2 separate regions of the Mus musculus genome follow, and region 2 is linked to region 1. A link is a loop called in an ENCODE intact Hi-C map of the cell type or tissue named here. Cell type or tissue: gastrocnemius. All regions are shown on one strand.

What was found. A loop is a pair of places that touch in the nucleus more often than their neighbours do. Peaks named below come from ENCODE experiments on the same cell type or tissue, not always from the same donor. Only the 100,000 strongest peaks of a DNase experiment are listed, where the experiment ranks them.
Region 2: a loop joins it to region 1, with 2.1 times the contacts of the local background. A loop is called at or near these places in 3 of 42 quality-filtered maps.

What each region holds. Positions count from the first base shown.
Region 1 is chr16:30,737,493-30,745,492 of GRCm38, reverse strand. No RefSeq gene overlaps it. Among named protein-coding and RNA genes, the nearest start is that of Gm33502, 52 kb to the left of the region's middle. In gastrocnemius, no CTCF peak of the experiment used is centred here; DNase peaks (open chromatin) are centred at 1,073, 1,351 and 3,898; H3K4me3 peaks cover 170 bases; H3K27ac peaks cover 2,686 bases.
Region 2 is chr16:30,649,194-30,657,193 of GRCm38, reverse strand. No RefSeq gene overlaps it. Among named protein-coding and RNA genes, the nearest start is that of Fam43a, 53 kb to the right of the region's middle. In gastrocnemius, no CTCF peak of the experiment used is centred here; a DNase peak (open chromatin) is centred at 3,234; H3K27ac peaks cover 1,473 bases.

The DNA.
Region 1 (8,000 bases):
ATTCGAACCACAGCAGGGTATGCCCCTGGCCCCAGAGCCTCTCAGCTTTTGCATTGGGTAGGTCTCAACACACAGCTACACCGAGTGCGCTCTTCGTGAGGGTGCCTGAAAATATGGGGCAAGCGTGGTCCAGTCCGTGACCCCATAATCAAGCTCCAGGAACATGAGGAAGAGTGGGGTTTTTTTTTTCCTTTCTTTTTTATACAGAGGCATCTTCCGTAATACTTGACAGCTTTAATGCTAGCAGGACCCATCTCCCCAGATGTGGCTGTTCCCCAAAGCTATACTCTGAGGATACCAACATCTGCTGCCGTTCCACGGCCCCCTGACCTTTCCCACTGCCCCTGCTCTCCTTGGACAGTCCTTCCATTCACTCCAGGATGACTGCACCAGGCACTCCTGCTTCTCTGCTCTGATGGCCTCTAACTCACTCTCTCCTTCTATCTGGGCAACTGGAAACTACAGGGCAGTTTGTTGAGGCTCCTGAACAGAGCTTCCTTATTGATCTTGGTTCTCCCGCCCCCCCCCCGAACCCTCCCAAACCCCCCCCCCCCGTGTGAAGGAGGAACACAATCAGCTGTTGCCACAAAGATGCTGCCTCTCCACTTCTCCCCTCAGATCCTGTATCCTACCTCATCTCCCCTCCCCCACCACCACCACACACACCTCAATGATTCCTATGGGTTGCTCCCCTTAGGACCCTCCCTAAATCCTACTGTGGAAGCCTTGCCTTCCAAACCCACTCAACAAACTTTTGTCTCTGGCTTTATGCAAGCTGTGGAGGCAGCATGACAGCGATATTACCGAGTCCCCAGTGGGGTTCAGACTTCTTCCCAACAACTAGGACAGTACCGATCATTTATACGGCGGTCACATAGATCGCCCCAACTATAGAGTCCTAAGCAACACTCACTATTATCTCAGCATTTCCGTGGGTTAGGAGCACGGGCACAGCCCAGCTGCTCCTCTGCTTATTTTACAGGGCTCGAATCCAAGTGTCAGTCAGGCTGTGTGCACCTCAGGAGGCTTGACAAGGGAACAAGCCACTTCTAAGCTCCCTCAGCGGGGTGGAGCTAGTTTTCTTATACATTTGAAGGCTGAGGTTCCTGAGCCCTGGCCAACTGTTGGCTGAGCCTCCCTCCCTTAGCTCCTAGGGCCAACATAGCTTCTATGCCTCCCTCCCCAAGTCACATTTTACTATCAGACAGTGGGCCAGTCTGTTCCAGTTCTCTATTGTAATCCTGCCTTGGTTGGTTCACGTCAACTGGCTGCTGCCTGAGCCCTTGTTTGTCATGATTGTTGTTGTTGCTCTGGTACCTGTGTGCTTCTGCACGTGACAGTGTCCTGGCTGTGGATGATGGCTGTGATCCGGCTGTGTCCGAGGGAGGCAGGCCTTACAGTCATAGCCTGGGAGAGAAGTCCAGCCTATAAAGCGGGCACATGGCTTTGCAAGCAGGGAGAGGAGAGAGAAAGGGAGGCTGGGCAGGAGGCTCATAAAACATGGTAGTCCCTCTGCTCTCATCAGAACCCCAGCAACTGAGGGACTTTCCTTCCTAAGGTCTTCCTGTGGGCCTGGGGTGCTTTCTGCCCTTGTGGCTATTGCCCTTCCATACTTGCTTTTTATTGGGGACAATAACTGTCATTTGGCCATATTCTTTTTCCTTTTGCCACTCGAAGCCTGGGTTGGGCCAAGGAACTATTTCTTGGCCCGCCTTCGGAGGTTTAACACCAGTCCCCTGACCCCTGACCTGACACTCAGAATGTTTTTGTCCCTGAGATCATCTTTCCGTTTTTCCTGAACCTGCCCACTGTGGAAATTTATTTCTTGACCTGGCCAATTGTGTCTTCTATTGCTTCAGCTCCTAAACTTACTGTGCAATGATCTTCCCACCTAAAATTTCTAATAAACAGGAAATGCTAGTTTGAGTCCACAGTCTATCCCATTTTGTTTTAGTTTGAGATCGGGTTATATTCTCTAGTTAAAGTTGGTCTCAAATTTGAGATCTTCTTGCCAGCACCCCTTAATGCTTTGGTTATAGACACATGTTATCATGCCTGGAACCACCCCCTTAATGCTTTGGTTATAGGTATGTGTTACCATGTGCTACCATGCCTGGCTCCATCTCATTCTCTATTGGATCACTGTCCATGCAGCTCATGATATATGTTCATGACCATGAGCAACTTCTCAGTTTTGTTTACTTCTTCAGTTCAGGAAGCAGAAAGTCAGGGCAACACTGTCAATGAGCTGAATGCATGGGAAAGCCTCAGGCTCATTAACCAAGGCACAGTGGCGGCCGCGTTTGACTCAGGGGTGAGTCTTGCTCAGTTAGTACTTGGTGAAAGTGCCCTCTCGGAATCTTTAAATGTTATATCATGTACAGTTTACCCTTCATTCAGATGAGCAGCTGCCTAAACCTAAAATGAAGTCATTTTTGATCTTTCCTTCCTCTGACCTCCACACCCCACTTAGCCCCACCTCTTGTCTGATCCATCTGGAATCATCTTTCTAGTCTCCTCAAACCCCTCTCACGCATGCCATTTTTCCTCTGTCCTCCACTCTGAGTCTTGCTCTCATTCCTTTCTCTCTTGCTTTTACAATCCCACCAGACAAACTGTTTAAAAACCTAAAGTCCATCCCGGAGTCACCCTCATCAACAGCTGCTGGCAATTTCCCACTACCCTCAAAACACAGCTCAAGCCCTCACCACATTCCTGGTTTGTAAGCCGTTTGAACCCGCCCCATTCCTTGCCTTCTTCCCAAGGCCAAGTTCATCCCTGTCCAAGACTATTGCAGAAGCTGTTTCCTCTGCCCAGCTTGCCCTTTCCCAAGATCTTCACTTGACCCAATGCTCTTCAACCTTTAGGTCTCAACTTAAATGTCACATTTCCCAAGGGGCTGCCCATCAAAAGCAGGTGTTTCCTGTTACCCTCCCCGTGTCCTTGCTGTTTTGCCCGACATCTCTCTTCCCCTCGAGACTGAAAGTTCCATGAGAACAAGAGAAATGTGTTTTGCTAGGTGCCTTGTAGCCAGCTCCAACTTAGGACCCAGCACATGAGCATTAGACTTAAAGATCCATTGAGTGGTATGTTTAAAAGGATGAATGAATGACATGTTGGGATTCGCTCTATGTGGGTTCTCCCAACCAGGGCTATATGCCATTTAAATATTGTGTGCAGCCCATTCTGTCATTGTGTATTTGCCGGGTACCTTCATGCATCTGTAGGAGCCTTCTACCATGGTAACATCTTATTCATCTGAAGGAGATTGTCTCACATCCTCTTCTATCCAGAGCTGAGAAGCTAGGAAGAAGTGAGGAGTGCTCTGCTGTAACCCCCAAGCTTTGAGATTCCAGTTTGTCTCCCCAGCATGTAAGCCAACTTGTGATACTTTCCATTTGTCTAATAACGTAAGGATGGGCTTTCTCTCCAGCATACGTGGCCTTGTCAGAAGTCCACGGTCAGGTCATTGCACTGATTGTGTTGCACATGGAACTGCGGGTGCACGTTCCTTGGTTCCCTGCTAGAATTCAAATGGATGCCTACAGAGGTTCCCATTTCAGAGAACTCAGGAACAGAGGGGGCCTTGTGATGCCTTTCTACCTATTGGATTGCTTGTCCAGAGCCTAGCTCTCCAAATGCCTCTGAGACAAGGTCCTAGGAACTCATAGATGAAGCATGGAGCTTTCTCTCCAGCACACCTGGCCTTGTCAGAAGGCAGACACCTGTGCCTACCATGCTGGGGACCATCTACATCCTCTACAAGGTCAAAGTCAGGACGCATTTACTCCTGCCGATCCTTCATTCATTCAGTTAGCATCCCTGTGTGTCCCGCAGACAACCAATATACAGGGATGTCAGCAGAATGACCTTGCCCTGAGGACAGCCTTATACGTGGGCACTGTGCCAGGGGGTTCTTGTTTCTGAGGTGCCTTCTGGGAGCCTCCCCTGCTTCTGACATCTTGTTATCATTTGTTTACAATTTGCTCATCGACACCCAGGACATTTCTGCACAGATTCACAGGTAGATGGCTCCCAGCTTGCTTGTTTCTTCTAGCCCAACTGGAACCACTTACCTCTAAGTTGGGTACACTTATCCTCAGCATTGTCATGCAGACTACCTAATGATGTGTTCCTTAGAGGCACTTCACTGTTAGTAACTGCTTTCTAGGGCTGATCTTTGGGGTGTGGGGAGAGAGGAGATGGGAAGAGTATTCCTAGCATAATAGCAAACTAGTTTGGAATATATATATATAACATTACTACATTACAATCTTACCAGTTTGTGCACATTTGATTGTGCATATTTGTAATACCGACCCTTGGAAGGAAGGATCCTGAGTTCGAGGACAACGTAGACTACATAGCTTGACTTCTATTGCTATTCTTCAGTGTGCTTATTCTCTCCCACTGATGCGGTGACTACTCTCACTCTTGCCTCCAGATTATTGAACACGATGCACTTCCTTCTAGCTCTTGCTGACTTCCCTTTCTTAATTCCTAGTCAATCTTGAAGACTCTGCCTGACATACCCCATAGGAGACATGTTCCTAGAATACTTCCTAGTACCTTCCCTTGCAACCCTCGCCCTTTGCATCAGCCAGATTGGGAAGCCCTGCCGTGTTCCTGAGTTTACCGGTATACCAGCTGGATCATTGCCATGCTGTGTGTTCATCGCCTGCTTAGCTGTCTGTTCTTACTGGAATATGAGACCTCAAGATCTTCTCTACTAGTTCCCAGCATCCATTAGGAAGGCAAAACCCTCATAAATGCTTGGTATACTAATTCACTCACTAAGACAATGGTTGCAGTGAAAGAAATCCTAGGCTTAGTGTCAGCCAGTCTTACCATAACAAAAGACCTCCAAAGGAAGCCCTGTGGTCAGAGTCCCCTGCACAATAGGTGCTGCTTCTATCTGTATAGCACTGTGGTACCTGTTGATGTCTACATTGCCAGTCTCTCCTGTCCTCTCACGCTCTTCCAGTAAGAATTGTACTTACTTTCCAAGTTGATTTAGGGATGTCAAAGGTCCACCATGCCCCCAAAGACCCTCTTAAACGCCCATAAATAGCATGAGGACATAATTAGAAACAGGAGCTATTTTGAGGACTTGATCCTCACAGTCTAATTGCCACCTGACTTCTCCCTGGACCTGCAGAGCCAGGTCTTTATTTCCTCCTAATTGGCAACCCAGGATTCCTGTAGAACAATTCCACTGGCAGAGGTGGTGGAGGTGGTGGTGGTGGTGGTGGTGTCAACATAGCTGATGGGTTTGCCGGTTCCAAAGACTGGGGGGTAGAAATACAGCTCTGATTAAATCCTAAGAACTATTGTGAAAAAGGTGAAGCCCAATGAAAGGTCATAAAGTGAAAGGTATTATCCCCTCTAGAGCCCACATCCAGAGGCCACAAAATCTAGGGCTAGCACACAAGGCGAAGAAGTCTCAAAATTAATTGTCCATACTATGCAGGTGTACTTATGAGCCAAGCCTGGCCTTGAGACTAAAGGGAACTAAGTCTGGCAATACTACCTAGTTTTTTTTTTCAGATGTATATAGCGCAGCTGTCATTGTGACTAACAACACAAGATTTGTCTAAATGGCTCGAAGTTCATCACAGGCATGATCACACGCTTTACTGCTAATGGAGACAACCGCAGAGCAGAGCATCAAGAGGCACAGTGACTCAATGTGGTCAGTTCCCAGGAAAGATGAGCTGAGTCTGGCTGGCTGGCACCACATTCTTCGCACCTTGTTCAAGGACAGACATGTGCTAAGGGGCAAAGATAAATCAGCAGTCAGGCGAATCTTTTCTTTAAAAACACAGACGTTTGAAAAGGTTAGTAACCCACGGGATAATAAAAAAAAAAAAAAACAAAAATGGCAACTTCATAGTTTAGAGCCTTTGGCAATAAAAAAAAAATTGCATGCTCATATATTACTTCACGAGGCTCTCTAAAAGAAGGGAGAAAGGGAAGGAAAGAAGAAATGAAGGAAAAAGAGTTTGTAAGAGAAGTAAGGTTCAGGGGCTCAGTTGCTTCCTAAGACAGCGCAGCCATCAGCAAGTCACAGTCACAGGTTTTCAGCAGCACAATGCAGACTAATGTTTGCCAAAGAGCACTGCTCTCCTCTCCCTCTGCAAGCTGTGATGGCTTAAATGAGTGACACTCAGGCATGGCTCTAAAACACGTCTAGAGCGGTGGTTCTCAACCTGTGGGTCGCGAACCCTTTGGCAACTCTCTATCTCCCAAAATATTTACACTGCAATTCATATCAGCAGCAAGATTACAGTTATGCAGTGACCGTGGGGTCATTGTACAGTTAGGGGTCAGCATGGCACGAGGAACTGTATTGAAGCATCTCAGAGTGAGGAAGGTTGAGAGCCATTGCTCTCGAGTGTCTCCGGATCTGCTCAGTTGTTGTAAAAGACTGCAGAGTTGGTACAGAGCTTTCCTGTTTTAAAAGATGAAGAAGGCGGGGAAGTCACCTGATAACAGCAGGCCAGGTTCAGCCTGTGTGTCTTTATTGTCCCCTACATCCTCTTTGTATTCTCTACTGTTAAAAGAAATAAAAATGGCAGGGGTCAAAGAAAGGTCAGCGTGTAAGTAATTCAGAGTGTGTCTGTCTGGCGGTGTGTTTTTGTCCACGGAGCTAGAGCATGGTAAATGATAGTTGTGATACGAAGCGCCATGTGAACGACAATCAGAACACGGAGGACATCAAGTACCTCCCGACAGCGGAGCTGGGCACAGTAACTAAAGATACAAATTTGTGTTTTTTGCTATGTAACTGGCTGGAGCAAGTCGAAGCAGGGCTTATATTATCTGGTGTGGTTTTGCTTACACAGACAGTTGTCTAGAATAAGTAATGGTCACCAATGCTAAATGGTTCTGTGTGGTAGGATGACATACATGGACGACATATTGCAGACTGTCTACTTTCAAAGGCCACTTGCCCAGCTGGTTCAGAGGGCACACGTTCACAAGCCCGTGGCCCGTGCAGCCTGCTCTCCTACATGCTGAGTTCTGGCTATCATCATTTGCTCCTTTGTCATGAGGAGAAGGAAGTCATGAGGAGAGACAGAGGCCATGCGTGCCCCTTCTCAGCCAGCTAGGCCCTGCAACACTTGTGGCTACAACCCCTGGTTGTCTGTCTCATCCACTTACAGAGATTGACTTTTGCCAGAGACTCAAAGCATTTGGGTCCCAGAACCCTGGTGCAGCCTAAGGGCTCCTTAATTGTGACCCCTTGGGCAGTCTCCTTGCTCTCTGAGCATTGGCTTCATTACCTGCAAAATTGGAATAACAGCATTGCCTCACAGGAGCACCAATTCAGATGAGGTTTACAGAATGCCTAGAGGGGTTGGAAATGGTCTCACATAGAAAAACTGGCCTTGGGAGGGATCTAAGTCAGAGTTTCTTTTTGTTGTTGTTGTTTGTTTTGTTTTGTTTTCTTCGAGACCGGGTTTTTCTGTGTAGCCCTGGCTGTCCTGGAACTCACTTTGTAGACCAGGCTGGCCTCGAACTCAGAAATCCGCCTGCCTCTGCCTCCCGAGTGCTGGGATTAAAGGCTTGCGCCACCATGCCCGGCTTTAAGTCAGGGTTTCTATTGCTGTGATGGAATGCTATGGCCGAAAGCAGCATGGGGAGGAAAGGGTTACTCAGCTTACACTTCCAGGTAACAGTCTGTCCTTGAGAGTGGGGCAGGAGCTCAAACAGGGTAGCAACCCAGAGGCCGGAGCTGGTACTTGACTATCTCCAGACCCGTGAGGGACCTCTCAAAACAAAGGTGAATAGGCCAGTAGCTAAGAAACAAGATCCAAGGTCATCCTCTGACCTCTGTACTCTTGTGCACACGTGTGCATGAGCACCTATATCTACACACACACCCCGCCCCCACCATACACACACAAAATAGCTGGAAAAAATAACACGGGCTTTGCACAATCCACCATGTCACAAATCAACTATGCAACTTTGGCAAGAAGAAACATTCTCTCACA
Region 2 (8,000 bases), 88 kb after region 1:
TGCCTTCATTGTCGGCAGAACCTGATGCACTCTGCCATGGATGTTGACGTTCAGCGGTGACTGAGATGGCCCCTCAGCTCTGGGATAGCCCGTGCTGACGTCACTTTGCGATAAACTGCGCTTGCGTGGAGGAGACAGTGGGACTCACGCACACCCTTTCACGTTGTCTAAGGGATGGAGAAGGGGAAAAAGACTGACGAGAAATGACTTTTGGGTAACTGGGACCCCAAGCACGTCAACCTGCCTTCTAGATATAGCCCTAGGATTGTAATGTTGGAAGAGAAAATACCTGGAATTCCATAACTGCCTCAAGGATGGGTCGGTGCCGCGCCCCCCCCCCCTCCCGCCGCCAAGGTTCCCAGTGTAGTAGCTAAGGCCAGCCCAGCCTGCAGTCAGGTACTACCATTGCAACTTGACTGGAGACTGTCGAGATGAAAACTGGATGCCTGCCTGTGTCCCTTGCAACATCTTCTTTACCCACACGGGTGGACAGTCACACTGCTGAGAGAGAAGTGCTGTGGGCTCCCGATGAAAGCCGCAGCCTCTCTGAATTGAAAATAAAATCGCCAGAAATCCATGAGGCACGCCCAAAAGCCAGTTCCACTAAAACAGAACAACAGTTTGTGTCTGTGTGCTTTCCCATCAGACACGGCCACTGGGCCCAGCAGCAGCGTATCTCCAAACCATGGCAAGGAAACCAGGGTGCACACACACACCCACATAGACACACACACACAAACACACAAACATACACACACACAAACACCCACACACACAAACACACAAACACACACACACACACAGGCACACACACACAAACACCCCCCCACACACACACACAAACACCCCCCCACACACACACACACACAAACACCCGCACACACAAACACCCCCACACACAAACACACAAACATACACACACAAACACCCACCCACACACACACCTTTTTTTTTTTTAAGATGAGTTCACAGGCTGACCTCAAACCTAGTCTTCCTGGCTCCACTCCCAGCATCCCTCAACCTCAAATGCTGACATTACTGGCAAGTGCTACCAGCTCTAGGCCCTTCCTTCTCATTTCTTTCCATTCCTTTCAAATTGCTGTGTGTATGTATGCTGCCCCTCCCCCAACCCTGTCTCCACATCAAACCAAAGACTGTGTTTACTCACAGAGGACCTGCAGGAACACAGACATCCTGGGTTTGCTTCCTAAACTTCCTATTATGCATAAAGAATGCATTGTCTTTTCAAAGCCGGCACTGAGACCTGACATTTGTCCCATGAGTCACCGCGATGTAGTTAAAAGAGCAGAGGCGGCCTATAAGCAGCCTAGCGAGTTCCCAAGGATGTGCAGTCACAACCACTCAACTCTAGCTGTCAGCCAAACTCTCAGACTGCACCTCAACCTCCACTCTTTCAACCCAGCAAGGCCACCACCGGACCTAAAGAACCACTCAGGGAAGCAAAGAAGCAAACTGCAGTGCCTGAGTTCCTCTGGGTACAGTAGGGATGTAGCAATTAAGATCCATTGTCTAGGTGCACAGTTGGTAGTATGGAACAATTTTAAAACTTCACTGCCGAATAACAAAAGCAGAATAAACGAGATGCATAAAACCTCACATCATTTGCATACATTACAGCACCATGCGTCCTAAACAAGCACACACCATACCCTTTGTACAAGAACACAAGCGAACAAAGTGACCACTCAGATGCGTACTGGAGTTCCTTACCTATATGAGGGGAGATGAGAATAGTATTTGAGTAAAATATGACTGGGGATTTTGTAGGGACCAAAGATCGTAACAAATTGTGATCAGGGTGTGTTTAACTCGGTCCTTCCTTCCGGAAGTTAGAGAAGGAAAGGGAAGCATCTTAGGGTTTCCATTGCTCTGATAAAACACCACGAGCAAAAGCACCTTGAGGGGAGACTTTATTTGGCTTTCACATCCTCATCACAGTCCAGCACGGAAGTGGCTGGAACTCAAGACAAAAACCTGGAGGCAGGAGCTGAAGCAGAGGACAGGGCCGTGACTTGTTCACACAGCTTGTCTGGCCCACTTTCTAACAGAACCCAGGACCACCTGTCAAGGGTGACACCACCACCCAGGGTGACCCGGGCCCACCCACATCAATTATTAGTCAAGAAAATGTACTCCAGGCTTGCCCACAGTCCAATCTAATGGGGGTGCTTTCTCAATGAACATTTGCTCTCTCTGAATGACCCTAGCCTGTATCAAGTGGTCAATAAACACTAGCCAGCACGGGAAGGGAAGAGAGGAGAAGGAAGTGGAGACGAAGGTAGGAGAAGATATCAAAAGGGAGGAGACTTCTGATCAGACCTTGGCTCATTTTTCATCTTCAGCTTCCACTTCCAGCCTTCTGGGGTCTGCTCCAGAGTAGACACTTCCACTACTCTACCTCCCACTGTTGCCCCGGGTGCTTTCTCGTCCCCACCCTGCAAAGCCAGGGGATGTACCTGACAGAGTGTTATTATTTACAAGTCCAGACAGAGCCAAGTGTGGACAGCCCTTTCCAGGCCTGTGGCACCTCAGGCCATCAGCCCTTGCAAGTCACACCTTCTGAGGATGTTCTTCGAGGAACTTACCCAAAAGAAACAGTTTTTCATCATAGAAGTGCAAGTCTTTCCCAGGAAAACCCATCCAAGAGGACCAGAAGTTCGACAAAAGGCCAAATGGGACACTTCCAAGAGAACCCTTCCCCAGGGAAGCCTAGGTCTCCTCCCACGCCCAGCGGCCCTCGGGGTGTTCTCTCCTCCCTTCCTGCAAGCTCCAAGCTTTCGGAGCCACTTCCAGCCACTTTATCCTCCGGGCCTCCTTTAGCCTGTTATTCTCAGCAACCGGTCCCCAGTTCCCTCATGACATCAGACACTTCATCAGAACGAGCCTGGAGTCCTACAAACATCTTGGGGTGGGAACCCTTAGAAAGCAGAGAAAGCCCTGGCCTGGGTCCTGCTGTGCAGGTGTTTGTGCACATGGATTGCGCTCCTGGTACATGCTAGGGGCAGATGTGGATCCTGGAGTAAGATGGGCAGGAAAAGCAGGTGAACCGTCCCTCCTAGGGTTGACTTCCCTTAGGCGCCACCCCCATCTTCTCTCCAGAGACAAGACTGAATTTGGTAAGTCCCATTTCCATTCTCCAGGGGCCTGTGCGACTGACTGGAGCCCAGCTGCCTGGCTAGGCCCTGCCAATGCTGGCTCAGGAGGCCTGGTGTCTCCCTTCCCAGGACCTGGCTGGCTACCAAAATGGCATCCGCTCAGGAGCTGGAGCCCAGAGGATTCTAATTGCTTAGTGGCTTTGTGGCACTCTTAGCCTATCAACTAAGGTGTTTGTTTGTTGTTTGATTTTTGTCTTAAAATTTTCCTGGACTTATTGGTTTCCTGCTCTGTACTTGGGGGTGGGAGGGGGCACTAGAATTTTTCCCTAAAGAAGGAAAAGCTTGGGGAAGCAGATCTGGATATTTCTCTTGTGCCAGGGCCTGAGTGGGAGGGATGGGTGATCTATTCAGGAATCTCAACTCCACACCCCACCCTCTCTCCCCAGACACTTTCCTAAGTGTCACTGGTCCTTTCTGACAGGGATCTGAGGGGCTTTCCCCAGGTAGGTGTCCCTATCTTGCTAGTGTCCGAGTGTTGCTTGAACACGTGAAATCATGAATACCAAACTGTTTCTTAAGCACTGGGGGGAAAGGAAGATCCTATTGAGGCTCTGTGTATATTCTACTTTACTGAGGATCTATGACTACGCAGTATCTGCTTTCTATGTCAGCTTGAGACAAATGAGTCAGTTGGGAAGAGAGAATATCAATTGATTAAATGTCCCTACTAGATTGTCCTGTGTTGCATTTTGTTGATTGATGATTGATGGGGGAGGGCCCAGATCACCGTGGGCAGTGCCATCCTTGGGTAGGTGTCCTTGGTGCCAAAGGAAAGGAAGCTGAACAGACCCTGAGAACAAGCCCGTAAGCAGCACCCTCCATGGCCTCTGCATCCATTCCTGTCTCCAGGTTCCTGCCCCAGGTTCTTGCCTTGACTTCCTTGGAGGATGAAAGTGTTTGTGAAAGAAACCCCTTCCTGTCCAAGTTGCTTTTTGATCATGATGTTTATCACAGCCATGGAAACTCTAAGACATATTCTTTTTTTTCCCCCCTTTGTTTTTCCAAGACAGTGCTGCTCTATATGTAAAAGTAATTTTTGCTCACCAGACGTGATTGTCATGTTGGAGACTTCCTGCTGAATGAGTTCCTCCTTTCTAATGCTATCTGAGCGCCAACAGGTTGCTACAACTCAACTGTTTTGGCCCAAACTCCTCTCCAAGCTGAATGATTCAACCCAGCTTCTCTCAGCTTCTGACTGAATGGCTCTGCTCGCCCTAACACTATCTGTGGCGATGTGTGCTAAACTTCTGGCTCCTTCTCATTCTCTGGCTTCTTCTGTCTTCACCTGCAACCTGTCTCTGTAAAATTGACCCTGTAAAACCTCTCTCTCCCTCTCTCTCTCTCTCTCTCTCTCTCTCTCTCTCTCTCTCTCTGTGTGTGTGTGTGTGTGTGTGTGTGTGTGTGTGTGTGTTCCTCTGCCCTGCTTTCTTAAGTAGCTGCTCTTTCCTTTTTCTTCTCCTGGGAGTTGAGTGTATCCTATCTCTAATTCCTTCTGCCAAATATTTCTCTGATTCTTCATTTTGTTAAATATCACTTTCAAGCAAAGGTGTTTTCTTCTACAATCTAACCTTACCTACATTGTTTGGGATTAAAGGTGCTTAGCATGTCTTCATTCCAGACAGATCACACAGATCTAGAAGGTCTTTGGATGTAATCCTTTGCCAGAGCAGCCATGTTGCTGGATTAAAATTCCTCTACATCTGTGTAGCCCCAACTGGCCTAAAACTTGATTTATAGACCAAGCAGGAGCTGAACTCACAGAGATATGCCTGTGTCTTCCTTCCAAGTGCTGGGATTAAAGACAAACACCACTCTTGGCTCCAACATATTAAAAAAGAAAAGAAAGAAGAATCCTGGGGCCGGCAAGATGGCTTACTGGGTTGAAAGGCTTGCTGCTCAAGCCTGACAACCTGAGTTTGATCCCTGGAACCCACAGGAAGATGAAAAGAGAGACCCAACTGTACAATGTTGTCCTATTTTCCAAGTACATGCTTCAGCACTTGTGCCCTGTGTATATTATGCCGCCCCCTCCATATACAGTAATAACAAGTAAGTTTAAAAGAAAACTGGAAAGCCCTGGAAAAAGTGAACAGAGGGAGATGTCTGCTTCACATTCAAAACTGAACAAGAAGGGAAAGAAAAGAAAAGGAGGAAAAAGGAGAAAGAGGAAGAAGAAGAGAAGGAGGAGAAGAAGGAAGAGGAAGTGGAGGAAGAGAAAGAAGAGGTGGAGAAGGAGGGGGAAGAAGAGGAAGAGGAGAGGGAGGAAGAGAAGTAAAAGAAGGAGGAGGGGAAGGAAAAGGAGGAAGAGGAAGGGGAAGAGGAGGAGGAGGAAGAGGAAGAAGGGGAAGAAAAGGAGGAAGAGGAGGGGGAGGAAGAGGAGGAGGAAGAGCAGGATCTAAGCAGCTTTGAAGCAGGCAAAAAAAAAAGTGATGGTGGACACAGAAGCAGCAAGAATATCAGAAGCTGAAACAGAACACCCAGCCCAGAAGTAGACAGTGAAAAACAGATGTACAGAGAGAAGCAGAAATGAGGAAGAAGCTGGAGAAGGAAGCAGAGGAGAGCAGTGGGTTTGAGAGGGTGGCCTCAGAGAGAGAAATTAAGTCAACAGAAAAGGCAGAAGTCAGTGCAGACACAACAAGCAAGCAGGAGAGGGGAAGAGAAAAGGGATAAGGGAGAGAAAAGGAGGGAAGGAGAGAGAAGCGGGAGGGAAGGCATAGGAGAGAGACCTGGGAGGCAGAAGGCACTAGAAGCAGATGAGAGAATCTGGACCACAGTAGAAACCACAGATGAAAGACACGGGACCAGTGACATGCTCAGCAGCTAACTGATCTTGTCACCAAGCCTGATTGCCTGAGTTCAATCCCTGGCACCCACTTGGTGGTGGGAACTGAACCAATTCCCCAGTTGTCCTCTGACTTCCACATATATATTAAATGTATGCATGTGTGCACATACATGCATGGAGTGTGCATACATAAATACAGCAAATGAATATGTGGCTAAAAGTAATAAAAGAAATGAAAGATACAGGAAAAGAAAACAGAGCAGAATAAAAGCAGATGCAGAAAAAGTATAAAATGCAGAATCAGCAGAAGCCAAAGCCAAAAAGAAAGGGTTCCAAGGCAGGGGGACAGAAGCAGGGGCAGAGACCCATGAAAGGCCAGAGAGGACAGGCCAGGTCAGCCTGGAGCTCTGTCTGCTCACCAAACCCATCTCCTCTTGCAGACAGAGGCAGGTGAGACACTGGATATTTGTAAGGCACATACATGTACATAAAGAAGCAATGTGCAAAGTGTATGAGGAACTCCTGAAACTCAACAGCAAGACCACAAATAGTAATTTAACTTTAAAATGAGTGAGGGGCCTGAATAGACATTTCTTAAAAGACATATAAATGGCCACCAAGTCTATGAATATATACTTGGCGTCACTAATTATCAGGAAAGTGCATGTCAAACTAGAAGAGTGATGAAGTCATTTCACACTTGCTAGGATGGTTGTCTCCAAAGTGCCAAAGACAGTGTCAACAAGGATGCAGAGAAAAGAAGATTCCTCCACAGCCTCCATCAGAATGTAAATTGTTACAACCCTTATAGGAAAAGAAAGTGTCTTCAAAACTTAAAAATAGTATTTATATGTCTGTACAGATGGCTCAATGGTTAAGAGCACTGACTATTGAGGGCCTGGGTTTAATTCCTAGAACCACCATGGCAGTTCACAACTGTCTGTATCTCCAGTTCCAGAACCACCATGGCAGTTCACAACTGTCTGTAACTCCAGTTCCAGAACCACCATGGCAGTTCACAACTGTCTGTAACTCCAGTTCCAGAACCACCATGGCAGTTCACAACTGTCTGTAACTCCAGTTCCAGAACCACCATGGCAGTTCACAACTGTCTGTAACTCCAGTTCCAGTGCTTTTGACGCCTCGAACAGGCAAAACATCAATGCACATAAAATTAAAAATAAACTATAAAATAATAATAATAATGCATATTGTTATATAATCTAGCAATATAATTTCAGGATATACATTCAAGGGAAATAAAACTGGCATATTGAAAAATACATGTTATCCTGTTTAATTACATCTTTAATAGCAAGTACTGAACATGTAAGTGTGTTAACAAATCAATGGATAGAGGAATTCTGATTCAGACAGACAAGTATACAATAGGATCAATAGAATAGAGTTTACCCATTAGTTACTTTTAAAAAATTATTTATGTATTTATTTAGTTTATTTGTGTGGGGGGGAGGGGAGAGAGAGAGAGAGAGAGAGAGAGAGAGAGAGAGAGAGATTCAGAGTTTATGTATACAGATGTTCCCAGAGGCCTGAAAAGTGTATCCAGTCCCCTGGTACTAGAGTTACAAATAGTTACTAAAGCTGCTGTGTGGGTGCTGGGAATCAAACCAGGGTCCTCTGTAAAAGCAGCTCGCTCTCTTGAGCCATATCTCCAGCCCTATAGTTCACCATTTAAAAGAAGGAACATATATGAACTTGGAAGACATTAAGTGAAGTTAAATATGCCAGGAACAGAGACAAGAAACCTAAGATGCCACTTGGCTATGAACTCACAAGTCATGGAAAAACCAATTCTGTGTGACCTTGTGTATGGAATCAAAAGGAGTTGAGCTCATAAGGACACAGGAGAGAAGGATACCAAGGCCTAGAGAGTGGAGTTTCCTCTCTCAAGGTGTTGATCTGGGAGCACAAGGTTTAACTTGAATAGATAAGGAGTTCTGGGAATCTGATGGTACCACTTCATAACAATAGTTAATAATGCATCATATCCCTTTCAAGTTTTTTTACGTATTATTTAT